Linked DNA regions of Homo sapiens: region 2 is linked to region 1. A link is an interaction called in ENCODE POLR2A ChIA-PET data of the cell type or tissue named here. Cell type or tissue: OCI-LY7. All regions are shown on one strand.

What was found. ChIA-PET counts read pairs that join two places held together with the same protein. Peaks named below come from ENCODE experiments on the same cell type or tissue, not always from the same donor. Only the 100,000 strongest peaks of a DNase experiment are listed, where the experiment ranks them.
Region 2: POLR2A ChIA-PET joins it to region 1 with 16 read pairs; 2 of 35 experiments call an interaction of 5 or more read pairs at or near these places.

Annotation. Positions count from the first base shown.
Region 1 is chr10:2,011,804-2,014,303 of GRCh38, forward strand. LINC00700 (long intergenic non-protein coding RNA 700) reads right to left here. Exons shown (of 3, transcript NR_040253.2): 1 at 2,332-2,500; 2 at 1,444-1,655. Among named protein-coding and RNA genes, the nearest start is that of LINC00700, 1.3 kb to the right of the region's middle. In OCI-LY7, no CTCF peak of the experiment used is centred here; no DNase peak of the experiment used is centred here.
Region 2 is chr10:2,085,776-2,088,275 of GRCh38, forward strand. No RefSeq gene overlaps it. Among named protein-coding and RNA genes, the nearest start is that of MIR6072, 11 kb to the left of the region's middle. In OCI-LY7, no CTCF peak of the experiment used is centred here; no DNase peak of the experiment used is centred here.

The sequences.
Region 1 (2,500 bases):
AGTTTCAGTTTCCTGGAGGCCGCATCTCCTCCCTATACAGTGGAGGTGACTTGATAACGCACCTGTGAGCTCCTATCTGCTGCCCCACTTCTGTCTTCATTCTCTGCTCCCTGCCCAAGTTCTTCCTGCTCCCAAAGAAGCTGCAGACACTCCTGACCTCGTGTCAGGTCTGTTTACCCCAAGAGAGGCAGCTACCACTGTCACGTGCTGACATGGGTTTAAAGCAAGGCTCCAGGCAGGAAAGAGGGAGAAGCTTCTAGGCCGAGCATGAGGAGAAAGGACCCAGTCTCACCCCAGGCCAGTGGCCGAGGATGTGAAAGAGAAGACAGCATGGCTGCAGGGGGTAGCCAGAGGCAGCAACGGGTGCCTGTGAGGATACAAGGAGGGAAGAAGTTGGCCCAGAGGGGTTTGCTGAGGACCAGACCACAGGCCGTCTGAGATGGCAGTAGGAACTGGCCAGGCTCAGACAGCAAGGATGAGAGCATTACAGGACTGGTGTCCAGACAGGAAGCGGTCAGTCCTAGAGGTCCCAAAGCTGGCAGGCAGAGGAGCTGCACCTGCTGTTCCTGCCTGCAGGGAATGGAGGGTGTTTCTGGGCATGCATGGCCCTGGGGTGGCCATGGCCCTGGGGATGGAGTCCTGGAGTCCTGCTGGGGGACGGTCTCATCCTTGTGCAGGTTTCTTCCCGACTTCCCCCGGAGGCCCCATGTGGCAAGTGGCACTTTACCCTCAGTCCTCAGCCTGGGGTCATGGTCCTGAGCCCTGCTGGAAATATGGGCTTATTCTAAGCAATAGCTTCCCCCTCACTTCATATCACTTGCAAATAAACATAATTTCTCCCTTTTAAAATTTGCATTATTGGATCTGTTACTTTATTTGTGCATTGCATTATCTAGCAGCAACGTGATTCTAGCAGAGGTTGGCCAGCGTCCCTGTCCTGGGCTGCCTTTGCTGGTATTTGCGAAGGGCCTCCTTCACAACTAAATGGCTTTCTTCCTTCTCTGTTTTACACAGAGCATCAAATCCCCCATGAATTGTCTTCACCAGCTTTTCTCACACGTTGGATTCGTTAGGCACTTCCATTTCTCCTTACTTACCCAGATTATATTTTAACCACTCTGGAGCTAGAAAACCATTTGTCCTCTTCAAATCACACTTCTGGTGCACTCTAGACACATTTCAGAAAATACTGATAGGCTCGAAGTAAAATGGAATTTAAAGTTCTGTTTTAAAAATGTGAATTCCATTTTTAAGTTGTATTTCTGCTGGAAAAATAATATTTACTGTTCTTTATGAATAATACAGTGCTATATAATTTTTCATTAAAACTATAAGAATTACTTCATAAGGCAATATTTTTCAAAATAGATTTATGGTATTTAATGATTTCATTAATTTTGTGTATAATGTGACTTTTAAACTTTGCTATTAATATAATCTCACCTTTAAAGTGAATGCACGTCTGAAATTCTCGAGACTCTAAATGGACTCACCCTGCCCTTCGGTTGTTGTGGGTGGTGGTCAGGTGACAGCCTGTTCTTTTGTGTCTGATTAAAGTTCGGTTGTTGTGGGTGGTGGTCAGGTGAGGACAGCCTGTTCTTTTGTGTCCGATTAAAATGGTTGGTGTATCCTTCAGTTGGATCTGCTGCAACAATCTATGAACAATGAAGATGATTTTGCCAATGTTTCTGTAGAAAAAGACCTTTTTAGAACATACATATTAGGTATATTTTTAGCACAGTAAAATGATTTTTCAAAATCAATGCACAGCAGGAAATGGTAGCTTGTAATATTTCAGTATAGTCATATGAACAGAGAATTCCTTAAAGTGCAAATGCAATTTTAGTCCATGGGGCTAATTTTGATCATGTTAAGCTCTGTAAAATCGCAGGAGCCCAGTTCATATCTCACTAAATAAGGGATTTCTTGAAAGAGTCATAGGCAGATGTCTCTATTGGTATGAAATGCATGGGAGAGGCATAAGACCTTATTTGTGTTTGTTTAGTAGTTCAGCCTCTGGTTTATAGGACTTTTGGGTTTTTAATTTTAATAACAAACCCTATTTAAACTCAGGTGAACACTCTCTTATCGTTGGGGCCTACTGTGATCTGAGTGTGTGCGCTCCCCCAAATTCCCATGTTGAAGTCCTCACCCCCAACACGAGTGTATTAGGAGGTGGGGCCTTTAGAAGGTGATTAGGCTCTGAAGGCAGATCCCCTGTGAATGGAATTCCTGTCTGCATGTAGGAGGCCCTGCCGAACTCCTTGGCCCTTCCACCATATGAGGACACAGCAGGAAGGCACCGTCTGTGAACCAGACAGCAGTTCTTACCAGACACGGAATCTGCGGGACCCTCCATCTTGGACTTCCGGCCTCCAGAACGGAAGTCAATGTCTGTGGTTTAGAAGCTGCCTGTTCTGTGCTTTTGTGTTGCAGGCTGAGTGGACTAAGGGGCATATTTCATGCACTTGTTTAACTGGATTCTCATTTTGTCTGGTCT
Region 2 (2,500 bases), 74 kb after region 1:
ATTACCTAATAAAAATTACTTAATACAAATTCTGGTGTTAAAATTGGGGATAATGTATCGTGTCTTGCTTGTGTTATTTGTCTTGCTTGAATATCTACAGTGGGTTTATGCCATTTAAAAAATAAAATAAAATTACTATTCTACTAAAAATTAGGTAGCAGTTGTTAAGTTACAGACATAAAGTTAGGTTGTTTCAGGATAAATTTTTCTCTCTCCTTGCATCATCTGTGTGCCATGGTCTTCCTTTTCTTCTCTTCTTCTATTTTATGTTGTTTGTTCTTCCTCCTGTGACAGCATCTGTGTGGGAGGATGGTGCCGCTATCGGGAGGTGCAGGAAATATGCGTGGTGAAATGAAGATGGCTGTGTTAGTGACCTGCACCCTTTCTAGCCTAATCATTCTACCATTTTCAAGAGGAGTTTCCAACTCTTTCTTTTCTTAAGTTCTGTTTCTATGGCAACATCTCCTCCTAGCTTGCCATCTATACACATTTATTATCCTATCACTGGCATTTACTTATTACCTCTTATTTTTTAACATGAGTCCATTACATCCTCTTATGTTCTGTCTTGCCTGCATTCTGGTTTCGGGGCTTGCAGAATTTGGCTCCCATACACACACCTGTAGCTCTGGCGTCAGTATTTATGCTTACAGGACACACACTCAACCTCCTTTCCATTCTTTTCCACTTTCTCCCCCAAGATCTTCATTAACAAAAAAATGCATTATATCCTTTCAATCTCACTCAAGTGAATCTAACTTGCTTCTAGCTCACTTTATTCTTAGTGGTTTTCGAAAGAGTACCTGTATTGACACATAACACCAGCACAACCTTCCTAGTCACTGTTACTAAGAAACAGAACTCTGGAAGTCACAGGTTCAGTTTTTGACTCTTAGAGAAATTATTTTCTGCTGAGCACTCTTCTCTTTTCTAGGACTCAAATTTTTCAAAATTGTTTTTCCTCTAAGAGTTTGAAAAAAAACAGCTCTTCATCTCTGACATTTTCCTCTTTCCCAGTGGAGGCATGGGATGCCATCAGTTTATTGCTAATTAACCTCCCACAGTCTGCATCTGAGTAAATGACTTAGTGAGACTCGTAGTCTTGAACATTTACAGGGTTAGATTGTCTTAAACCATAACCACATATTCTAAAGATAGTTAAGCGGTTTTGCACAGCCATTGCAGATTCAAATAAAAACAGTTTTTATACTCTTATCAGATAGTAAATGGAGGCTTTGAACATGAACGAGAACCTGGTTCTGAAAGACCTGGACAGGACACACAGTGGTGCTTGTGGGACATATAGGCTTGCAGAGGGCGTGGTGAGCACAGCAATGATGGGGCAGCTGTGGCCACAGAGCCTTCCAGAATAGGAGTGACAAAAATGAGGGTGATGCCAAAATCAGCTCCCCAAATAAATGGATTACAGAATCCAATCAATAGCAAGAAATATTTACAGGCGGTCCCTGAAATAATCTTTTAGGGCTAAGTAACTGGATGTTTTTTCTTTTCAGATTCAGATCTCACAATCACAGCTGGAGAAAACAGTAAAGGATGCACTCAGTAAACCTTGCCCTCAGGACAGACTTGGGTAAGGAGAGGGCATCTGCATCCAGGACACTGTCTATTCTATTACAAATGATTTCAGTTTTTCTATTTACATTCTAACTTTTATATTTTGGCTTTTAAAAGTGGTCTTCTTTGTAGCTTGAAAGGGAAGGAGGAAATGGAGAAGGAGAGAAGGAAGGGAGGGGAGAGGAATGGAGGAGAGCAGGGGAGGGAAGAGGAAGGGAGGAGGATAGGGGAAGGGAGAGCCCTCTGCAGTTGACTTAGAAACCAATGTTGGCATCTCTTACTTGTTTGGGCTGCTGACAACTTTACGTCTACTCTGCCACCTCTGAATTTGGGTGCAGCCATGTGACTTGCTTTGCCAATTAAATGTGAGCAAGCATAAGAGATGTTTTTTCCAAAGGGTCACTTTAAGTGCTAGGGAAGATCTTCCATATTTCTTTTTTTCTCCTGCTGGACAATGGAAAACATGCCTTGAGATGGTCCCCAGCCAGGGTCCCTAAGTGTCCTTAGTGAGCTAAACGTCTCCATCAATCCACATGGACAAGCACCAAAACAGGGAAATACACCTCTGTCATGAGTCCACTGAGACGTGGGGATTTTTGTCACTGTAGCTGACGTCCCTCTTCTTGACTAAGCCATCCCATTAGTTCCTTCAGGAACAGATGGTGCCTTTTGTTAATGTTTATGTCCCAAACCTAGGGATTTGATGATCCTCTTGCATTGAATGAATGTTCTGCACAAAATATGATAAAAGGAGACTTGGAATTCAACTCATCAAACATACAATTTCTGTCTCACAAATTCTCATCTTACATAGGACATGCACCATCTTGACAGACTTTCTCAGTCTTTGACAAGGATATTAACTGTGCCCTAAAGACATTTTTTCCCATTCTGAAAATGTTGAAATGGGCAAGTGTGTTAGGAT